Regions from separate parts of the Homo sapiens genome. Here regions 2 and 3 are each linked to region 1. The links are chromatin loops, found by intact Hi-C in ENCODE. Cell type or tissue: PC-9. All regions are shown on one strand.

Region 1 (8,000 bases):
GGACGCAGTTTAAGAGAGGGAGTATTATCATCCTTGCTTCAAAGTTAAACCATCAACTAAATTTCTCCCATGGTTAGCTTGGCCTATGCCCAGGAATGAGTGAAGACAGCCAGCCTGGGAGGCTAGATTGGGCCAACCATGCTGGACTTCTCTCACTGTCATAATCTTTGCAAAGGTGATTTCAAAAGTCATAGCCTCAAGGTCTCTATGATCCTCTTCCTCCCCCTCAACCCTGCCCTGTCTCTCAGCCTTATGTCTCTCCCAAAGCACAGGATGAGGCTTTACTCTGATATTCCCTTATCTACTTTAAGACCAGACTTGCCAAAGGAAACACAGTTGCCTTCCATCCCCTCCCTAAAATCCAGAAAATAAGATTGAGAAATGCAATCACACTTGGAAAGACTTTTTCACAAGATAATGTCTGCGCCTCTGGCTCATTCAAATTATGAAGAGAATAATTTACAAGTTAATTTCTGTCTCCCATACTGCCCTTCAAAAAATCATTTACTACTCCTTAAAATTGTTACACCCCATCTCTGCTTCCCTTAGGAAGAAGGGCATATAAGCATCTAGACCTCACTGGGTTATTGAGCAATCATTCTGCGGTTTCCATGTGCTATGCATGTTAAATAAGCAGCATGCCTTTTCTCTTACTAATCTGTTTATTGTCAGTTCATTTTCAGCAAACCTTCAGAGGGTAGAAGGGAAGCTTTCACCTGGCCCTTACACCCTGAAGCCTGTTTCAGTCACTCATTTGCCTGGCCTTTGGAGATGCTTACACTTGCATTCTCTGGTCTGCATGATGATTTATTCTTTTTTTTTTTTTTTTTTGAGACAGAGTCTTGCTCTGTCTAACAGGCTGGAGTGCAGTGGCACGATCTCGGCTCATTGCAACCTCCGCCTCCCAGATTCAAGTGATTCTCCTGCCTCAGCCTCCTGAGTAGCTGGGACTACAGGCGCCCGCCACCACGCCAGGCTGATTTTTGGTATTTTTAATAGAGACAGGGTTTCTCCGTGTTAGCCAGGATGGTCTCTATCTCCTGACCTCGTGATCCGCCCCCCTTGGCCTCCCAAAGTGCTGGGATTACAGGCGTTATTCTTTTTTATAGTCTAGATCTTGTCATTAATATGTCAATACCAACAATTGACTGCTATGGATTGATTCAGTGTGTATTTGTTAGATTATGTTTTAGATCATAGTGAAAACCACTTGCCAACCCTGAAACTCTCTTTTTCTGTAGAAGTAATGGCTAATGTCCAATTATGAATGAATTGAGATGTTTTACTTTTAGCCTAATTGTATGCTTAGTCATAATTTATATTCTGAACTAAAATGGTAATCTATCAGAAATACTGTTGAATGTGAAAATTTTTCTTTTTTTTTCCTAGGATTAATAATGTTTGCTGGGCTTGTAATTTTAAGATCCTTTTTATGGACAAAGATCTTAAGCAAACAGGATGATCCTTAGGTTGACAGCAGAACAGTTAATGGAGACGTACTCTACTACTTTGTTGTTGACCACTGGCTATTTGGGGAACAGTGTCAGGTGGATTTGGCATGGCTATTAAAATAATCAACTTAAATAAAAAATACATCCCAATATAATTCCCTTGTAGTTCTTTTAGTTGGATTTGAAACTGTTCCACAACTGAAATTTGGAAAATCAAGTTATATTGAAGGTGGAGGGAGGAATGGTTGGCTGAATTTAAATGACAGATTTAATTGTTTTGTTTTGTTGGAGAATACTGTCTATAAATGTCTAAGAATTTGGTGTTAGAAGTTTGTACACTATTCTAAAAAGAAGGAAATAGAGGATCAAACTTACAGTTAACAAACTATTTGCAAAGAAAATATCTCTTAACACCCTAGAAAGGCAAAGAAAATTAATGTGAACACACCTAAGGGCAATTAACACTTATAAAATGAAAGTACATTATATTGACAGCTTTATCTTTTTTGTTTGCTTTTTTTAAAAAATGAACAGAGCTTGAAGTGTTAATTTTAAAAATCAGGGCTGGGCACAGTGGTTCATGCCTGTAATCCCAGCACTTTGGGAGGTCGAGGCGGGTGGATCACGAGGTCAGGAGATCTGAGACCATCCTGGCTAACACGGTGAAACCCCACCTCTACTAAAAATACAAAAAATTAGCTGGGGGTGGTGGTGGGCGCCTGTAGTCCCAGCTACTCGGGAGGCTGAGGCAGGAGAATGGCGCGAACCCGGGAGGTGGAGGTTGTAGTGAGCCGAGATCGTGCCACTGCACTCCAGCCTGGGTGACAGAGCGAGACTCCATCTCAAAAATAAATAAATAAATAAATAAATAAAAAAAATAATAAAAATCACCTGAGGGTATTTTAATGTTTCTGGTAAAATTACTGATGCTCATGATGGCAGCCTTTCTGGCACTTTTCAGTTTACATGTTTGGATTTGTAGTCATGCCTTGCTTAACTATGGGGATACGCTCTAAGAAATGCATCATTAGGCGATTTTGTCGTTGTGTGAACCTCATACAGTGTACTTATACAAACCTAGATGGTATAGCCTACTATACATCAATATCAAAGCTATATGGTATTGTGTATTGCTCCTAGACTACAAACCTGCACAGCATTTTACTGTACTGAAAACTGTTGGTCATTGAAACATAACAGTACCCAAATGGCATTTGTGTATCTGAACATATATAAACATAGAAAAGGTAAAAATACAGTGTTATTATCTTATGGGGTCACCGTCATATCTGTGGGGTCACCGTCATATTATATGGGGTCACGGTCTGTCAGTGACCAAAATGTCATTATGCAGTGCATAACTATACATACAAGTGACATAAATTCTGTGGAGAGAAGTTTTAAGCACATTTGTGAAACAAGCTACAGAAGAACTTTTGTTTTACATTTTTATTGTGTATTTGGATGAGGGGAATAAACTGCTGACATAATTTGCTGATGATTCAGAATTGGCTATCAGCAGAATTATAATCCTGGCGAAGATGGAGGAAAAAATATAGAGAGACCTCCTGTGACAAAAAATGAGTGGAAAATTGTCACAAAATCACTTTTGGTGGTGAGGGGTAAGGGGATTGCCCCTGGGGAAAAATAAGTCATTGGATCATGCGGGTTGAGAGAGGCCGAATGAAGAGCACCTGAATGCTCTTGGCTGTCTTACCCAGCCCCAAATCCTCACTCAACACCCAGAAATGGGAATTATCTCCTTGCCAAGATGGGGAAACTGAGTCTCAGATGGATCGACAAACTTGGCAAGGTCTATAAGCAAAATAATAGAGGATGTAGGAATTCAAACTCATGGCTTCCAGGCACCAAAGTCCTCACTGAGAAAAACAGGGTGAACATAGAAAAATGACACTCTGAGAGAGAGACCCATTGAAAAGAAGTGGACAGTGAGCTTGGGTTTTAAATGTGATTCACTGACCAGCTGACTGAGAGGAAGTTTCAAAAGGTCTGTAGCACAGTGGGCTGAGGGACACTGCAATTCTTCTCCCTTCAACTCCCAGAGACTAAGTCCAGCAGTATGGGCTTCAACCAGGGGCACTTTGGTACCAGAAGGATACAGGCTGGACAGATTCCAATAGAGCAATAAAAAGAGTAAAGGAAACAGAGATTTATCTGTCGAAGGATGCATGAGTCCAAGCACTTGTAGCTTGCATTAATGGGGAGGAGAGGACGATGGATGGCAACTCTTTGAAGTGTGTGTCTGCATTTAAGGAGTGATTAGCTTATAGCAGGAGTACATCCAGGAGTGGGAAGTGACGAAATGTGGATGAGAAACCTCTAAACTGATAGCAGAAAATGGTTTTTGGAAGAGTTACAGGGCAACTCCTTGAGGCTCTGATGTTTTTCACTTTTCCTGACTCACTTGTTTTCCAGGAGTCCCAGTGTCTCCTGAGGAAATCCCTTTCCCATTCAGCCGGCAGCTGCAGCAGGTGGGATGGGCCAGACCAGCCCTCTGGGGATGCTGATCCCAGGGAGCATCCAGGCCGGAAGGTCCAAACGGGCAAGTGACTCATTTGCTTTTCCTCCCTTGGTCATGTCTATGACTCATACACTTTCATTCAGTCCCAAGTATGAGAAAGGAACATCAAAAAGTCCAAGATGTTATCAAATATTTGATGAAAAAGAAAATTCCCCTCTCATATGACCCTTACAGAAAATGTTTATTTAGTCTTTTCATTTTGTTGACATTTCTTTGATTTATCAACATTGAGAAGGTACAGTGAGGAGAAGGAAGGCTGTTAAGTGAGACAAAGGAGGGTTAGGATGGCTCAGTCATTGCTCCCCCGAGGGAGTGATCTAAGCTGCTCACCCACAGACAGAAAGGGTAAATGGGCTAGCTCTTCATTAATAAGAAAGGACTCTTCGTTTGAGTAAGTGAGGAGTATTTACAGTGCTGTGTTTGTAATCACATGGTGCCTGTGTATAGATGGCTGGGAGACAGGATAAAGGGATGGGTGATTTAAAAGCATCAACTTTGGTATCAGATGGATCTGGAGTGGAATTATGGATCTGTCACTTATTAGCTGTGCAACCTTCAGCAAGATCCTTGAGTGCTCTGAGACTTAGCTTTCAGATCTATAAAATAACAATTATAAAAAAATAGCAGCAATGATAATGCCAACATGTCTATCATTGAGCTTCTACTTTGTACCAGACATTGATCTATGGATTTTACATATATTATCTCATTTTATCTTTCCAACAAACCAAAATATGGGTAGTACTATTGTCCGCATTTTATAGGTGTGGAAGCCGAGTCACTGAGGGCTGAAGGAACTTGCTCAAGGTCACGCAATTAGAAAGGAGCAAAATATCTTCCTCCTCAGATTGTTATGAGGCTTACTCAAGGTAAAGCAGCTAAAGAGATTAGTTCCCTGTAAATGTACAACAGTATATATGCTTACTTTTTCTTTTTCAAACTAAAGACAAGGAAGGGGGAATTCCCTTTCTAATTGTCCCAATTGCTATCTCCTTTTTTTTTTTTTTTTTTTTTTGAGATGGAGTCTCACTCTGTCGCCCAGACTGGAGTGCAGTAGCGTGATCTCGGCTCACTGCAACCTCTGCCTGCCAGGTTCAAGCAATTCTCCTGCCTCAGCCTCCAGAGTAGCTGGGACTGCAAGAACATGCCACCATGCCCAGCTAATTTTTTGTATTTTTAGTAGGGACGGGGTTTCACCATGCTGGTCTCGAACTCCTGGTCTTGTGATCTGCCCGCCTCGGTCTGCCAAAGTTCTGGGATTACAGGTGTAAGCCACAGTACCCGGCTGCCATCGACTTTTTTAAATAAGTAAGTGATTCTCTCTGCTATCAACGTCTGCTATCAATGCACAAGTAATTCACAGTATTCTTTATTTTTTAACACAAAGTTTTCAAAATTCATAGAGATTATTTGTAAGACAGCTGTGAGCAACATCTGATACTAGGCTAGGACATATCCCTCCGCTTTGTTCAAGAAACTGCTCTATACTTTTAATCAACTAAAATAAACATGTGGAAACCATTGAAAGCTTATTTTCTGTGAACTCGTTCACAAATATAGGGGCATACTTCAGAGTAAAATATAATATCTTCTCTACACATGCATCACGCAAACATGCATGCATGCACACACACACAACGTAACTCAGATGTTCAAACTGCCTTTGAAAGTGGCGTTGAGCAAAGCTGTCTTACCTAGTAGTGTTGCTATTCATCTTGGTTGGTGTATTAGACTGTTCAGGCTACCATAACGAAATACCACAGACTAGGTAGCTTAAGCAACAGAAACTCACTTTCTCACAGCACTGGAGGCTGAAAAGCCTCAGATCAGGGTGCTGGCCAATTTGGTTTCTGTTGAGGGCTCTCTTCATGGCTTGCAGACAACCACCTTCTCATTATGTCCTCACGTGGCCTTTCCTCAATACATGTATGTAGAGACCTTTCTCTCTCTCTCTTCCTCTTCTTATAAGGCCACCAGTCCTATCAGATTAGGACCTACTCTTACAACTTCAGTCCGTCTTAATCACTTTCTAAAAGCCCTATCTCTGAATACAGTCACATTAGAATGTAGGGTTTAAATATTTGAATCTCGGGGGTACAGAGTTCAGTGTATAGAAATTGGCTGAGGCTGGATTGTTTTTTATGCTGGGGCCTATGTATCTCAGAGAATCATTTATTAATAATTCAAATTTTCCATGTGGTCATCTTTAGAACAGTAATTGCCAAAGGGCTGTGAATCAGGTGTTTATTGTAGAACATGAACAGATGAAATGTAACAGATAAGGCTCCCTTGGTAAAGCAGAGTCTTGGAATACAGGGTGGTGGTGTTCTTTCTAAAAATAAGTCTTGGTGGCTATTGTGCTGCTAATACTGAGGGCATTTTAAAACGTAAACAGGGCCTAAAAGTAAAAGCTAGATCTGGAAAGGAAAGGGACTATTCTGCAGAAGGAACACATTCTTTCCAAGTGGTTTGCATAATTTCCTATGTCGCTTTCATGTTAGAGAAAACACATAGGTATTTTGGATGACTATGTAGACCAAGTTTTCATATCATCTCAGAAATATCACTGGGGCTGGTTTGGTTAATTGAAGAAGGCTTGTTAACTTTTCTTTCATGTGTAATTTAAAACTGGAAAATATGAACGTGCTATTTTCTTGCTTTCAGACTTTGTTACCTTCTGCCTTTGGACTTAGGCAGGCTCAAGCGGTGTATGTATATATGTCTGTATGTGAGTGGAGCTGGGGGAGTGGGGAGATGGGAGGGGTTGGACAAAAAAAATTAGAATTTGTCAATTGTAAAAGCCCTGGTAACATTCAGCTTCTTGTGTTCAATATAGGGCCTATTTATTAGGCTATTGTTCTGAGAGAGGATTTTCAAGAACAAATTTAAATCTCTCCTTCAAGAAACCAAAGGCCGGCCGGGCGCAGTGGCTCACGCCTGTAATCCCAGCACTTTGGGAGGCCGAGGCGGGTGGATCACGAGGTCAGGAGATCGTGATCCATCCTGGCTAACACGGTGAAACCCCGTCTCTACTAAAGATACAAAAAAAAAAAATTAGCTGGGCGTGGTGGCAGGCGCCTGTAGTCCCAGCTACTCAGGAGGCTGAGGCAGGAGAATGGTGTGAACCTGGGAGCTTGCAGTGAGCTGAGATCGCGCCACTGCACTCCAGCCTGGGTGACAAAGCGAGACTCCATCTCAAAAAAAAAGAAAAAAAAAAGAAGCCAAAGACCAAGACTGAAGACCCTATTGGTTCTCCCCATAGAGTAGAGAAGCCTCATGCTTCTCAGGACAGTAAGGCTACGGCTTCATGGCGGAAGGGTAAGTAATAGGTTTCACCCTATCTAGAGTAGAGTAGTACTCATGCATCTCTGGATCTCCACCAGGCCCTGGCCAGCCTGAGGGAGAGACTAGATCACCAGTTCACCAGCACCACAGTTCCCCAGGTGGGCAAGGATCCCTGTGCCAGAGATTCCAGCAGCTAGAGGACTCCCCCTGCACCTCCAGGAGGTCATGGAAACCTTAAGCTACAACCACCTTCTCCTCTCCCTCTTTTCCATTCACCACTTTAGGGGGAAAAACAGATGGGGAGGGAGAGTGGTGGGAACAGGAAAGGAAGGAGGAAGCCTTCTAGAAGGCTGAGAATTTGTGCCCAGGAGTAACTGTGACTCAAAGGCACGGTTTACATGACAAGTTAAGGCTAGGTCCGAAATCAGATAGGGCTAAATGTTAAATTTTTAAAGGTGTGCAACAGAAATGAGTTATCTTGTCAGATTAGTTATAGGAAAAGAAGCCACATCTTACATTCTATCTAGCTGTGCTTATGGACTGTAGCATGAGTGGATTTTGCTTCATTTGCTTCTTGTTTCATGAATGGCTAAGTGTGTGTTTATGTGTGTGTGTGAGATGTGGTAGGTGTGGTGGGGAAAGGAATAAAATATAGTTTCACTGGGAACATACTCAGTCACACATGAGTCCCACTAAAATGAAATTGTAGAAAACATCCCAAA
Region 2 (8,000 bases), 180 kb after region 1:
CTGTTTTTTTCCACTGGACAGCAAGCTTCTCAAAGAGAAGGACCAGATTTGTCTTGTTCATCAATGAATCTCCAGCGACAGGAGCTGAATACATAGACTGAATTGACTGGCCCCCTGTATAAGTTCTCCCTTGGCTCTGCGCTGTTTTGCTCTTCTGCTCTTCTCCCGCTTCTTCTTTCCTTCATTGGCCTCCTCCACCATTTCTTAAGGTTTACCTTGACCCCACCTCTTCTTGTTTGGTTTGTTCATGAACTCCTGTGAACTCAGCAGCCTCCTCTTGAGGGCTGAGAGCTACGTCTCTACCCACCTACACCCTAGGGCCCAATATCCAGCCTTCAATGCCCATCTTCTATTTTATTGTGCTTGCCAGACATTTCCATCAGGAAGGTCATTTTCCCCTAAGCCAGCTTTTCCTCCGGATTTCCGTATTTCTCTTGATGGTATCTTTCTTTAGTCATTTAGGCTTGACATCTCGGCACCATTTTTTACTCCAATCCTCTTCCTTTATTCAATCAGGTAAAAAGCTACATAGTAGCTACACATTATCCTCTGCCATGGGTCTTCTTCAGAAGCATAGCCCCTCTTTCCTGGATTATGCAAATAGCCGCTTAACTGATTTCCTGACCTCAGCTTCTCCCCACCATGCTCCATCTTTCTGTCACTGTATTAGTTGACACTGTATTCTTCCAGTGCTCAAACACCTTTAGTGGCTCCCTACTGGCAACAAAGTAAAGTCCAAATTCCTTAGCCTGATAATCAGGCCCCAAGTTACCTTTCTGGTTGGCCTTCTATTATTGCCCCATCTGTAGTCTCCATGTTCTAATCCAATATTTGTCATTCCCCTCTGAGCCTTCCTACCTCTGATTCTTTGCTTCTGCCATTTTCTTCATCTGCAATGCCCTCCTCCATCTTTGTCTGACAGTATATCAAGAACCACTCCCAAGGCTCCCTTTTTTATACATTTTCCTTTGATTCTGTCCAACAAGAATGACTGAATGCCATGCCTATCTTTTATGTCACTTTTCTCTGAATTTCAGTTATATCTATACCTATGTCTTTTTTAGACCATATTCAAGTTCTATGAGGATTTTTAAAAAAAAACTATGTCATAACAATTGTTACTGCTTCAATGCATGAATACCCCCATGCCCACATGTGTGTGTGTGTGTGCAGACACATACACACGCACACACACAGAGGTAGTTAAAAGTCTTTAACAAGGGCTGTAAATAATTGTCCTCAAGGCACTCTACGGAGAACTCACTGACACCCATGAAAGGATGGAGCAAGTTTATGTTACACAGATGTCAGAATAATGTTGTGGCTTACTCTCTATGGAGCTTGGACCTCTAAATTAAACTGAAACAACCCTTGTGATCATCCTCCCAGCCGTGATTTAACTGCAGTCCCTCATGGAAGGAAACCAGTCTGGACCTAGAGGAAATCAAGCTGTTGTCTGAAAGGCTGGATGCAGGGGCTGAGTGAGCACAGGCTCTGTCAGTACTGATCCCAGTGAGCTTGTCACAGGCATCTGTTTCTGCGGCACGACATAGAGTATTTGCCAAAGGAAGTTGGGGACTTCTTAACCAGTGACAAATGGCTCTCTCATCTCTGAGCTCATGTGGCACTTTTTACCATTCATCTTTAGGGAACCAAAGCAGTAAACATGTCAAGTAACCATTGTAGTGCCCAGTGGCTAGAACACACCCGACCCATAGTAGACACTCAATGTTTCATTAAAGAAAGAATAAATGCATGGGCTTCTCTATTCCCCTCTCACCACGGGGAAGCTCATACTTCCAAATATTAGGATGAAGTGCCTTCTTACCTGGCCTTCTGGGACAGCTCACAGAACACCGGCAACCACTATTGCTTACCTGGAAGCTTTGTCCAGGCACCTGGCATCATAAGTCTCAGGCTCCATGGAAAGAGCCCACCTGGATCTGGAGTTCTGCATGGGGGGTGGGGGGGAAAGAAAAAAATGCTTTAAAATCAGAGAAGGCCTTGTGTTGCATCTCAGTTCTGTGACCTTAGACCTATGCCATCCAATATGGTAGCCACTAGCCACACGTGGCTATTTAAATCGAAATCAAATAAAATTAGATACAATTAGAAACCAGTTCCTTAGTAGCACTAGCCACATTTTCAGTGCTCAATGGCCACATAAGGCTACTGGCTTCCACACTGGACAGCACAGACATAGAACATTTCCAACATTGCTGAAAGCTCTACTGGGTAAGCACTGCCATAGACAAATCACTTAGCATCTTTGAAGTCTCAGTTTACTCATTTGTCAGTTGGATTGGATGGTAACCAAGGTTCTTTTTTCTGAAAATTTTGGAAAGTCTGGAATCCACACCTATTCCCTTCGAAGTGCTAGAATATGACTGGTTGACGAATAATTAGAATATAAAATGGCCAGAGAATAATGACAACAGAAGTTTAGCTACAAGCTTGGTGCAACAGTTGGAGAAAGGGGAGAAATTTGCTTTGACCTGGTACTTTGCAGACTCTCACTATGCTAAAGTCACACCTTGTCTTTCACCCCCTGCACTTATAGCCCCGCTCCCAAGCCCTTCCCCAGCCTCAAAAAATATATTCAACTCCTTGAGCCTACTCTCTGCTAGTTGGCTAAACTGATCAACTAAGTACCACTACATTTTAGTGTTGATGCCCAAAGGGTTCAAATGATAGCTTAGCATGCTGCAGGGCAAGAGCACAAGCCAGGATTTAGCAGAGCTCAGAGCTAGACCTTGACCTGTCACCATGCAGCTGGTAACTTTGGATAAGTCACCTGCTGGGGCACAATTTCTTCATATGTAACATTATATATAAGTCTAAGGACTTCAAGGTCATCCCCAAATCCAAGATTCTAGATTGTAGCATTAGGGTTTTCCATTGCACTGGCCAGTTTGCACTGGCCATGAAGGGATTAGCAAGATTGTCTCTAGAGTGATGAGGAAGGTCTCATAGAATAGGCGTATTCCCCTTCCCAAAGCCCTAGGCTAGGTAGTACAGTGCAAGCTGCCCTTGTTTCTAATCGAGCTCCCTCCTGCAGATGAGTCACTCAGCAGAAAAGGTGTGTCCAGGCGCCTGCCTGCCTCGGCTCATTAATGGAATTCCTTATATGGCACTTGTTTTTCTGACAGGCAATATGTTCTTGGAAATGAAGCTTAAGTCAGGTCTTCAGGTGACATTCAGAGAACATTTGCTTTGTTTTGTTTCACAAAATGTGGTCTCAAGGCTAACAGTCCTTTCACCAGGAAGTTTCCTCCTGGACATGTTCAGCTGCCACAGAAATAGTTCAGATTCAGGGCCAAAAGCAAGGGGCATAGTGTGCCCTACTCTCTCCCACAAATAATCCCATGTTCTCTGAAAAGAGGGCACCACGAAGGCAGAAGCCCAGACAACTGGAGCCCTGCTGTAGCCAGTGTCTCTGCCAGGGTGGTGTGGAGATGCAGAGTCCTGCACGTGGTCTTCCCTTCCTTCTCTCTCTTCTTATGGCACATGGGCTGCTGCAGTGCAGAAAGGCTTGGTGTGTCCATGCTGGCTGGACAAGGACAATGAGGGTATGGCCATATTCCCAGAGGGGAGTTTGGGTCAGCATGACCCTGTACAGTGAGGGTAGCTCACTCTGCTCACAGACTGAACACAGGACCTTCTGCCTGCGCCCCCACCCTCCATCTCTGGAGAATGCTGGCCTCTCTTAAGTCAAGACCGAGATGCCCCAGCCCCTGGCAATAGAAACTGTTCACCCTGCCTGCCTGAACCTGGAGTTTTCCAATACCATGCATGAGGGCTAGTTATGTGTCAGGGGCCATTTCATGCCTCACCGCATTGTCTCTGAGCCTCATGGTCACCCTGCAAGGTAGGTATTATTATCTTTCCTACTTTACCGATGAGAAGAATGGGGAGCATGACTTACCTATAGTCACCCAAACAGACAAGTGGCTGAGCTGGGACCAGAACTAGCTCTGGGAGGCTTTGGTACCCATGCTCTGGTTCTTTGAAGACTGGAGCCCTCCTAGAATAAATGAGTTTAAGGTTCAGCTATTAAGTTTGAAGAAAAGTCTAGGAAGGGAAATATATTTCTTTCCTATTGCTGCTGTAAGAAATTGCCACAAATTTAGTGGCTTTAAAAAACACAGATTTATTCTTTTAGAATTTTGGAGGCTGGAAGTTCGAAATAAATTTCAGTGGGCTAAAGTCAAGGTGCCAGCAGGGCTCATTCCTTCTGGAGGTTCTAGAGGAGAATCCATTTTCTTCCCTTTCTATCTACAGGCTGTCTGCATTCCTTAGTCATGTATCCAAAGGCCCTTTTGCCATATAAGGTAACATAGTTACAGGTTCTGGGGATTAGAGAATGGATACCTTTGGAAGGCATTTTTTCAGCCTCCCACAGGGGATTTCTCATTCACCTTGAGAAACATAAATAGTTGTTGAAAATGCATTTCAGTTACCTCCTTCACCTCTGCTCAGCCCTTTTCTCTTCCCCTTGGGTGGAAAGCAGGTCTGCAGAGACCCAGGGGTCCTGAGATGGTAGAAGGAGAAGACCCCACACAGAGGCGCTGGGCACATGCACCCAGGCCACTCCTTGCTCCTGTGCACTCTTTTCTGTGGGGGTGGAGGCAGGAGAGTGAGAGGTCAGCGGCCTAGGGGCTGATACATTAGCTTTCTCAACCTCCTTTCTCATATGAAGGAAGCCCCCATTTCCTCTAAACTGCTTCACTACGATGGCCAGAAAAAAGAGCACCTATTTGCTTTAAGTATGTATTTTGTGTCCCATTGCATTTGAAATATGTCCAGTTTCCTCCCATGGTCTTCACAAGGCCCTGCAAGATGAGCCTCCTGGCCACGTTTCCCGTCTCGACCCATGCCATTGCCTTCTTCCTCCCTATGTTCTAGCCACACAAGCATGGCTGACACAAGAGAATGCTCACAATTTCAGCAGAACCAGCCATTGTTTTTTTCTGGTACTGCTTGCTGATAAGACACGTGTGCAGTGGCTTAATGTGTCCACATATGTCAGAGTCTTGCTTTCCACAATGCTTAGACTGTCTTTGAAAACAGAAATGTTATCTAAGCAACCTAACCCCCTTATAGATTTTTTTAAAAGCCCACAACAAAAAAGCATTAAAGTAACTAAACCAATACCTTTAAGTCACTCAAGTTCTAGCTAGGGACTGTTAGAACGACTTCTTCCTTCAAAGCCTAATATATTTTGCAAAATTACTCCCTGTGTGGCAAGCAGGATGGTTAATATTATCCTTACTTTAGAGATGGCGAGACAGTCTCAGAAAAAGGAAGACAAACAACTTTTAAATAATAGTCCCAAGACTAGAGCCCAGTCTTTCTTTCTTTTCTTTTTTTTTTTTTTTGAGATGGAGTTTCGCTCTTGTTGCCTAGGCTGGAGTGCGATGGCGTGATCTCGGCTCACAGCAACCTCTGCCTCCCAGGTTCAAGCCATTCTCCTGCCTCAGCCTCCAGAGTAGATGGGATTACAGGCATGCGCCACCACACCCGGCTAATTTTGTATTTTTAGTAGAGACGGGATTTCTCCATGTTGGTTAGGCTGGTCTTGAACTCCGGTCCTCAGGTGATTCGCCTACCTCGGCCTCCCAAAGTGCTGGGATTACAGGCGTGAGCCACTGCGCCCGGCCGAGCCCAGTCTTTCTAAACCACCCCTCCTTCTGTGCTTTGCACCTTAGGGTACTTGAAGATAAAGGATAAGGAACACTGTGAAAAGACAAAACAACAGCGAGGTCTGCAAAATGATAAGCAACACAAATTGGATGCTGATAAAAAACTGGACACAATCTATAGATATATGATATATGATATATGATATACCACTATAGAGTTCAGCTTGGCGGGACCAGAGGGTGAGAGCTACTTCTGGGGAACCCTAGCCTACTTGGCTGCTTTCAGCCCGTATGTGCCCTGCACCCTTCATCCCTTTTCCTGCAATTTTTCTGTTTCTCCCTCCAACTCCACTCTGACTCAGACGTCAGGAGACAGCAGCTGAGGCCAGTGGGAGATGAGAAGGGGAGGAGGGGGCCAGAAACCATCTCTTCTCTGTGCCCCACCCACCCTCATGGCCCTTCTATATGTAGTTGATTAACTTTGCCCAGGTCATTCTTGGAATGCCAGAAGTTGGAGGGCAGGAAAAGAGGCATTTCTTCCAGAGTTTTCAATGGACGGGTCTTCCTAAAACATTTGCAGGGGCACCAGAATATAAAGTTTTAGGCTCAGGCCAGTAGTAAAGTGTTATGTATGCATGTTTTATTGCTTGTTTGCTTATTTCTAATGACCAGATCTTAGAGGAGAACATGGGCTCTGCTCTCTGACCAATGGGCTCTAACCCCCATACTATCTTGGCCAGGTCACAAACTTTTTGAGCCTTAATAGTCTCATTTGTACAACTGAAGTAATAAGAATACCCACCTTTCTGGGATTGTAAAGAGGATTAATTAAGATAATGTATGATGCCGAGTAGTTTCTCAATAAACTAGAGTTATCATTGACTTCACCGTGCCTGCCATCTTGAATACAGTCTTTGATCAACAGGTGAATGGATGATACATAAAATAAGGTTATATCATTGCATCCATGTTGCAGACATGAACCAGAGCTCTGGAATCCAAGAAAAGTTTTGGCATTCCACTCTCCCTTCTCAAGGATGACTTTAATCTTCAGAACCCATGTATGGATGCTCATTGTGGGTAAACGTGAATTAGCAGTAACAAATCACGAAGCTTCCAGGAGGATCCAGGAGTCCTTTTTCTGACCAGGCTACAACCATTAACAGGTCTCAAACAGCATTAAAAGAAATAGGCTGGAATAGAAAATACCAATAGTAAGGGTATTTTTTTAGCTTTTGTTTTTTTCATATGAAATTAAAATATAGTAGAATTTAATTTACTATAAATTTATAGTAAATTAAATTCAGTATGCTGTACTCATGTATACATATAAATATGCAAACATAAATACTTATATGTATTATTTTATTTATACTTATTTGTATTTATGTTTGTGTATTTATATGTATACATGTGTATAGCATACTGAATTTAATGTACTATATAGTTCTTACTTTGGGTTATAATCCAAAAACTTTCAAAGATGCTGTTCTTGGTATAGACATTGCCTTTGCCCAATTTTCATAGAACAATAATTACTGTGGATTGTCCACCTCGTGACTATTTTTGGACTGTGTGTTTTAACAGAGCAACACCAAGAGTGAATATGAGAATCTAGGGTTTGGGGAAGACTCATGTTCTCAAGCTGCCTGCCTAGGTCATCCCCTGTTTCTTCAGGGAGCAGAGTTAATGGTACATTTTAAGCAATGGAGCCATTGAGTGAGTGACACTTGGGAGTTTACATTGGTGGGGGTATGTCAGTGACTGCTTGTGGGTGCTTCCGCTGCCCATATGTATGGTGCAGGCTGGACTTCAGGGAAATATCACGGAACACAATGACCGCTTACATTCCTTGCCCTGCGAACCACATCTCCAGCTCGGTCTCTGCCATTTCTGAGCTGTGTGTTGAGCCCTTCCTCTATAGGAGGAAAGTCTTCAGGGTAGGAAAAGAACCCTGTGGAGGAGCACAGGAGCATGCAGCATCCTGTGACTACCCCTCCTGGCAGAAAAACAATGGACTCTCCCAATGACGCCAGTGGTGATTCCTCACAGCACCTCCACTCAGAGATAAGTATTCATACTGGTTTGAATTAGACAGAAAATACAGGAATAATAAATAATGCTCATCTTTCAGGGACCATAAAAAAGGAGTAATTAATGTGAAATTCAGAGCCATTTGATGATGAGAAAGGATGAAGGCAGCCTTCCTGGCGAGACGATGTGGAAAGAGCAATGGACTGGGAGCCAGAAGGCCTGGTGTGCAGGAGCAAGTCTACCACTAACCAACTGATCTCCTGGACACACCATAGCCTCTCTAGGCTTCAGTGTCCTCATCTGTGAAATGAAGGAGTCAGTATA
Region 3 (8,000 bases), 79 kb after region 1:
GATCTTTGACCCCAAGAGTGATGTCAATGGTGCCTATACCCAGCTTCCAGGCAGACGGGAACTATATTCCTCTTCTATATTTCTTCTTGCTCCATGTCCACAGATGTAGTTTTGTATTTCATATTTGTCCACTCAACTTTGCTTCATAAAAGTTTGAGATGTCTTACAAAAATGCAGTTAACCAAGCAAAAGATAATAACACTAAAATAAGTGGAGAAAATGAGCCAAGGAAAAAATTAAAATTGCAATTTATTTCATTCAGAGCCCAAGTTAGTTTATAGCAACCTCAACTCACTTTGATTTTTTTTTTCCATTTGTAGTTCCTCTCTTTCTGTGCTTCACAAGGTTGTTCAACTTTTAGTGTTCTTGTTACGTTCTTTAGGAGAGGAAATGAAGACCCCGAAAGCTGCAGGTTTGAAGAGGTTGTTGGACGAAGGAGGTCTAGGTGGTGAGGGGATTGATGAGATGCTGTGCAGTTACCTGATAAAAAGACTGGAGACAAAGACTCAAAGAACTAGGGCTCTTGTCCCTCTTCAGCCACTGACTGGCTGCGACCTTCACTCAAACACAAATCTCTCTTGGCTTTATTGTCCTCAGCTGCCAGTGGGGAGGTTGTCCTCATGGTTCCAAGGTTTCATCCAACGCCAGCATTTTCTGATTCCGCATGCTTTTTTCCTCTGGGGGCATCAGTCACCAGCTCCCTCTGGAGACATTTTACAGCTAATATGCACACCAAGCCAGCTGTTAGTGCTATAACTGGGACATTCCCAGAAGGCTAATTAGCCTGCTCCCCTGGCTCAGAATAATTACTCCACAATATTCACATGACTCTTTTACACCAGGAATTCATCTCCTGTAGAGGGTCTCACAGATGTATCTTACGTATAAAAGAGAAGAAACAGCAAATGCATTCCATAGCCAAGAGCAAATAGCCTCTATAAATTGCATTTTCCAGCAAATATCCAAAAAAGTTAGCACAGAATCAAAGAAACTAAACTGCTCTCACCCAACTGTCCTCTAGTCCTCCAATTTTCTGGTGCCACTCCTTTTCCCAATAACCAAATAAACCTACCTAGGCCTCCACTTGGCACTGACTGCACATTCAGGTATCTCCCAGTTACATCTGTACTCCATCCGGAAGATATTCTAGTTGACATCTCATACTCCTTGCTCCAGCTCCTCCCTGGCTCTTTGGTCACCCCAAATGTTTCATTACTTGGCCTGCCTTGCAGCTCAAAGTGATCTCAGCTGTAGTGGCCAACAGCACAGCCTTACTGAAGGCTGGGGTGTGCCGGAGGGGAACTGTTTCCCAGCATCCAGGAAACAACTCAAAATCAGGATTCAGGCCTAGAACTACCCTGAGAATCCACTGGCCAAACACCATCAAGGGGAGCCTCTTACTGATTTTCTGTCTTCTTGGTCTAGGTCTGCTGAACCCACTTCCAGAAAAGAGACCATTCTCCCATCACTCTGGTCCTCTGCTTCACTCGACATGGCCTCCAAGGCCCTACATGGTTGAATCTCTGCTCTCCTCTGAAAGCTCATCTCCTACTTGTCTGTCCTCGGTCCAGGCCCTGCAGCCACCCGGGCCTTTGGTAGTTCCTAGAGAAGCCCTCTGCCTTCTCCCACCCCAGGACTTTTGCACATGTTGCCTGCAACACTCTCCTTCCCCTTCCCTCCATCTATTATGTACTTAATTCCTATACTTCCTTTAGCTGTCATCTCAGTTACCCCTTCTTCTTGGAAGCCTTTCTGATGGCCTGCACCTAGGTCAGGTTCCTTTGTTACATGCTTGCACAGAACCATATTATTTCCTTCTACACTTTTAGCAACACATGGAACTAGCAAAAAATAGATTTTCCTCAATGGCCTCACAGGTCTTGGGTCAAATTCTAAGCCAGACATTAAATCTTGAATTCCTGCACTTCTCCCCCTACCCAAGCAAATCAAAAAGGCAGTGGATTTCCCCTATTCTTCTGCCATATGATAATACTTTGTATAACCCAGTGTTCCAAATGATCACATTTGAATTGATTAGTAGATTCCCAAATTACTGTAGTTCAACTGTCTTTCTAACATTTATGTTCCTAGAGCTATAAAAGAAATGGAAATTGTGGGAAAATCTCTGCACATCTGGATAATTTGTTTTTACCTTCCAGTGATCCTTCAGAACTCTAAATCTTTCATTTTACACATTGAAGGAGTTTATTCACCAGCATGGAAGTTTTGCATAAAATAAAATTCAATTTTAATTTTTATAATTATCACTGTTTTAAAAAAATCCTTCCTTTTTACATTTTTTTATTATGAAAAATAGAATAATATAACAAATCCCTAAGTACTACTATCTTCATGTACCCATCAAAATTGATCAATGGCCAATCATGTTTCATCTATACTCCCACTTACAGCAACAAATTACTGCTTTTTCAAATAGCCTATTTATCTCTAAAATAGATTGCTTCGTTGTTTTAAAGCATACTGGGAAAATTGAAATTTGGCATCAGTTTGGGTTCCTGCATCTATATCCACCTATTGAATCTAGAATGGAATAAAAAGTTGCATTGTAAAGTCTACTAGCTCAAATCTTAAATATCTGATATCAGTCAAAATGTCAGGTACTCCAACATGTACATGGATTAAGTATAGCTCAGAGTAAAGTTTGTATTGTTTCCCCTTTAAATCGAGAAGCAAGTTTGGGTAAGATCTTTAACATCATAAAAACAATTCAAGACAATTTTCTTTAAAAGAAAATTACACTGCAGTGAGGTAGTTCAACTCGCCCTGTAAATTCTGAAAAGGCATTGATTAATAATAATACAGTCTGAGTCTCTTAAAGTCTCCTTCTTTATTAACTGGCTCTTTTCCTCTGAAAGTAGAGCCTGGATTAATATTTGTTGATAAAAAGCCTGAGTGGACCGGCGGTATGATCGAGATTGAATCTGGGCTGACACTCTTGGTTGTTTACCAGACAAGCACACCCCTTCTGTCCACTCTGCTTGGGCACTGAGCCAAATGGTGTTAGGGAAATGCAACTGCTCCCCTGGGGCAGGACGGACTCAGACTGTGGGAGTTGCTCAGTGTGACCCCATTCCCCTGCACCGTGATTGGTGCAGAGGGACTGTGTGATTCACTTTGAGCCAGTTAAATGTAAGGGGAAGTATACTGAGGCGTCTGGGGAAGATTTTGTCCCAATGATGGATGGAGAGAAACTAGGAAGGGGCACTCTGACCCTTGCCTTCTACCTGGAATGCAGTTGCTGAAGAGATGGTATCGGGAGCTGTGGCAGCCACGTTGTGGGAGACAAGACAACTCTGACTCACTGAGGACTGAGCAGTGGAACAATGGAAAAAAACCTGGCTGCTTGATGTCCTTAGCAGGCCTCTGAATAGACCTTACCTCTAGATTTTTTGCTGGGTGTAGAGAAAACAAACTCCTCTATTATGCACATTTCCAGCAGATACAGCATGTATCTAAACAGAATAGCAAGGGCTGGTTATACTGGTGTGGTTAGAGTCACTTCAATCTAATTCACTGAACATTTACTGAGCACCTACTATGTGCCAGGCTCCGTGCTAGACATTGGGGAGCTAAATGTATAAAAGAAGTAGTCTCTGCTCTCAAAAACACCTATCTAGTAAAGTTTAAAAGAAAGGCATGAAACTTCCAGGGGATATTTCCTTGAAGAAATAAGACTGCTGTGCTCCAAAGTGGTGGATTTAGTGTCCACGGATTGGTAAGGGTGCCTGGGTAAGAAGTCACCTCTCTCAGAAATAATAAAATCACACATAGAAGCATCCTATAAGAAGGCATATATGCTTCTCATCCTATAAGAAGCATAGCTGACTGACAGGCATGTACAAGCTCAGGAGCTCTAGGAAGGGCTCTGACCCTCTCCTATTGCCTACATTCCACACCTGGAAACTCATGGCTTTGGCTTAAGAATTTGTCCCTTGCTAAATTGCAACTACCCCTGAGGAGCAACACATATTTCTTCTATCATTTAAAAGGAGAATTAGCGCTCTTGTGAAGGTTCTGGGGACCTGAAGAAAGGTGGGTGGAAGTGGAAGGAGAAGTGGGCACCAAAAAGGAGGTTGGGGACACTAAGGTGATCCACATTTTAGCTCAGGGCCTGCTCTGAGCCAGCTGAAATAAACCATAAAAGGGCAAGTGATTTGTGATTTTTCTGACCATTCCATCCTTGGCCTGGTTTTTCTTTTTAAAAAGGTTTATGGAAAATGGAGACACACCCAGAGGGTGTAGAGGCTTTCACATAAAGATCCAATTGGCCTCTCTAGTGTGGAAAGCAAGTAGGGTAGAATCAGGAGAGAGAGACCCCATCCTGCTATTCATAACTCTTCCGAATAGCCCTCCAGGGAAACAATGGAAGGAGAGAAGCCCTTTGAATTCCAGTCACTACATTGGAAAAGCATAATTATGCAAAATATGTAAACAAAAATTAGCCAACTGAGAGGGATGCTGGAGAGTGGTTTCACTACAGCTTGAGGTTTAGATGAACACCCCTAAACCTCTGAAGACTCTGCCTTCAGAGCACTGCAAGAATGTCCCCCCACCCACACTTCCTCTGTCCTGACCCTTCCTTTCTTGCCTGTAGCCCTAATTTCCTGGCATCTCCTTTTGTTTCCCAATGAAGCTCAGGCCATTGTCTGTTCCTGGACTATCTCCTGGGCATTCTCGTCTACAAAGGGTTTCAGCTCTAAAGTTTGAACTAATCATTGCAACCAAACTGAAATACAGAGAAGAAACATTTCAATATATGAGGATGAGAACAGCATTGCTCTGTCTATGCAAAGTTTTGCCTGAATTACCACAGGTCCTCAAATAACATCTTTGTTCAATGTCATTTCATTATAAGGTTGATGAAAAAACAATTGCTTTCTGGCCAGGACCACTGTCTTTGTGGAGCCTGCACTCTCTCCTCATACCTGCATGGGTTTTCTCCAGGTCCCCTGGTTTCCTCCTAGTACCAAAGATGTGCCCGTGAGGTGTATTGGCATGTCTATGGGGTCCCAGTCTGAGTGAGTGTGGGTGTGTGTGAGTGTGCCCCGCAATGGGATGGTGTCCTGTCCGAGGCCGGTTCCCACCTTGCACCCTGAGCTGCTGGGACAGATTCTGGCAACTCCTTAACTCTGAACTGAAAGAAGCAGGTAAGTATCTCACTTGTTTTTATTAACCTTTCTTAAATGCATGTATAGATCACATTTGTTTCGATGTTTAATATTTAGAAGTGTTTTGATCGGCCAGGCGTGGTGGCTCACGCCTGTAATCCCAGCACTTTGGGAGGCCGAGGCGGGCGGATCATGAGGTCAGGAGATCGAGACCATCCTGGCTACCATGGTGAAACCCCGTCTCTACTAAAAATACAAAAAATTAGCCAGGCATGGTGGCGGGTGCCTGTAGTCCCACTACTCGAGAGGCTGAGGCAGGAGAATGGCGTGAATCCGGGATGTGGAGCTTGCAGTGAGCCGAGATCCAGCCACTGCACTCCAGCCTGGGTGACAGAGAGAGAATCCGTCTCAAAAAAAAAAAGAAAAAAAAAAAAGAAGTGTTTTGATCTTTTTGTTGTTAAGAGACAGGGTTTTGCTTTGTCACCTAGGCTGGAATGCAGTGGTGCAATCATAGCTCACTGCAGCCTTGACCTTCTGGGCTCAAGGGATCCTCCCACCTCAGCCTCCTGAGTAGCTGAGACAACATATATGCACCAACACCCAGGCTAATTTTTTAATTTTTATTTTCTGCAGATGAGTTCTCACTATTTTGCCCAGGCTGGTCTCAAACTCTTGGCCTCAAGAGATCCTCCTGCCTCGGCCTCCCAAAGTGCTGGGATTACAGGCATGAGCCACCATGCCCAGCCTGTTTTCATCTTTATTTAGAAGTTGGAGATGTTTTTGTGACCAGAAATAGGCCATAGGAACTTAGCTGTTGTTTATATCAATTAGCCTACAGTAAGACTGGTTTTGTTTTACATCATTTTGCTTAAAATCAGTTTCCAAGAACATATCAATAATGTCAATGTTAAGTGAGGACTTACTGTTATCTCTATCAGAATAGTGAATTTTCCGTCTTTGGCCAGTGAGGAATCTCTGACCTCTTTCATTCGTTTTCTCCTTTAAGCATTTCTTGAGTTCCTACTATGTGCCAGGCAGCAAGATGAATATGGAAGGCACAGTGGTGAGCCCTATAGGCACAGTGTCCCCTCTTGAGCCACTTTTATTCCACTGGGGAAACCACTGAAAAAGTGTCCTAAGTGTTATAAATTGAATTCTTGGAATGTACATCAGGGAAACCCCAAGGAATGGGTGATGCACAGTTCTTCTTAAAGAAGCAAGAGGTGACATCATCAGGAGAAGATAGAAAGACACTGGATGAACAAAACAACAGCATCCAGCAGCTGTAGTGAGTTGAGACCATAAATGTGGACAGAACTAGCTTAGAGCCTCCAGTGGAGGAGATGACCAGTGAAATAACATTTGTGATGAGGCAGGGCTTGGCTGGGCCATAGGCAAAAGAGGGAGAGGATGAGATGCTCATCTCAGCCTTGAGGGAAAGTTGAGATAGGAACAAGCACAGTACAGTGGAGGATGACCAAGAGGCAGCACAATAGAGGCCCAGAGCTAATGTTGGGCAGCAGTGGGAACTAACGTGGCATGGAAAAAAGTTTTTTGCTTGCAAAAAAATGTTTCTAATTCAATTATTCATAAGTTATGTGAGTCTCCCCAACTGGCAACTGGTCAGCTTACTTGTGAACCAAGTAAATTTTAAGATTGTTAGGTTTGGGGCATTTTATTTAGATGACTGTCTAATAGCGTTTATCAGTGATTTCATTCCCACATACCATTGTACCTCTTCACCAGGCCAATAGATCAATAACCTTAGGCTTTCTCTCTCTCCTCTGTGAGACAGCAGAGGGAGAGAGGGGTGGGGTATCCCAGAAGGAGTAAAGGACTGATCCCTCACCCTGTACAGGGAATTCTGCAGCCATTCCTACCCAGCCTGGTCTCTGGCTCTAATTAGAGAAGTCGTATCTTTCATAGATCTGCCTTTTAAAGGTACATAAACAACACTGCCCAAGGCCATTAGTGCATTTTTAAAAAGCTAAAAATGCAGAAAATCCTCGAAGTATTTTATAAGTAAGTACTCAGAAAAGCTTGATGAACACCAGAACTTTCAGCAAGAAACTCTGCTTCACCCCAATGCTAATATGCCTTGCTAAGAGATCCCAGACTCCAGCCTCCCCAGTGGAAATGCTTGTGAAGTCTGTGCATTTTCCTGTAATACATTAAGAGGTCTACCCTGCCTGTAGGTGAGCTAAAGCTAAAGCTTAAATGCCTTAATTATGCTTAGGGGGCACCAGGCAAGAAGAGGAAATGGCTCTTAAAAAAACCAATGCTGCCTCCCTACTCTCCAGCCACAAAAAGTATTTTGCAGTTAAACTGCATTACAGAGATGTAACTTTACCAACCAAGTATGCTGGGTCTATGGGCGCTTGGTTTTCTTCCTGCCCAGGACTTTTTATGGCCTAGTGATTTTCTAGGTCTCTTGCTATGTGAGGTTTAAAGTCAATGGACCTTCTTAAATAGGTTGGAAGTGGCTTGGGAGGCAGAGATAGTAGTGGTGATAAAGGAACTGAGAGGGAGGATGGGAACTTGCCCTGTCCCTGCAAGACTTCTCCCAGACCCAGGACACTCTCCATCCCTACATTGGTGGTTAGGGAATGTGTGTTAGTCTGTTCTCACACTGCTATAAAGAATACCTGAGACTCGGTAATTTATAAAGAAAAAAGGCTTCGTTGGTTCATACTTCCACAGGCTGTACAGAAAGCATGATGCTGGCATTTACTTGGCCTCTGGGGAGGCCTCAGGAAGCTTTCAATCATGGCAGAAGGTGAAGGGGGAGCAAAGCACTTCACATGGCTGGTGTGGGAGGAAGAGCAAGTGCGGGGAGGTGCTACACATTTTTAAACGGCCAGATCTCATGAG

Evidence for each region. Hi-C counts contacts between places; a loop is a spot of excess contacts. Peaks named below come from ENCODE experiments on the same cell type or tissue, not always from the same donor. Only the 100,000 strongest peaks of a DNase experiment are listed, where the experiment ranks them.
Region 2: a loop joins it to region 1, with 6 times the contacts of the local background. A loop is called at or near these places in 2 of 110 quality-filtered maps.
Region 3: it touches region 1 in a loop (4-fold over the local background); 3 of 110 quality-filtered maps call a loop at or near these places.

Annotation. Positions count from the first base shown.
Region 1 is chr5:56,346,716-56,354,715 of GRCh38, forward strand. It overlaps LOC105378977 (a long non-coding RNA gene), which reads left to right. Exons shown (of 3, transcript XR_948342.3): 3 at 3,888-4,347. Among named protein-coding and RNA genes, the nearest start is that of ANKRD55, 120 kb to the left of the region's middle. RefSeq lists an enhancer at 3,501-4,700. In PC-9, no CTCF peak of the experiment used is centred here; DNase peaks (open chromatin) are centred at 646 and 4,056; H3K27ac peaks cover 4,236 bases.
Region 2 is chr5:56,531,205-56,539,204 of GRCh38, forward strand. It overlaps C5orf67 (chromosome 5 putative open reading frame 67), which reads right to left. Exons shown (of 6, transcript NR_161255.1): 3 at 3,926-4,024; 4 at 1,878-1,951. Among named protein-coding and RNA genes, the nearest start is that of LINC01948, 53 kb to the left of the region's middle. RefSeq lists an enhancer at 2,997-3,549. In PC-9, no CTCF peak of the experiment used is centred here; DNase peaks (open chromatin) are centred at 3,087 and 4,347; H3K27ac peaks cover 2,228 bases.
Region 3 is chr5:56,426,183-56,434,182 of GRCh38, forward strand. No RefSeq gene overlaps it. Among named protein-coding and RNA genes, the nearest start is that of LINC01948, 52 kb to the right of the region's middle. In PC-9, no CTCF peak of the experiment used is centred here; a DNase peak (open chromatin) is centred at 3,259.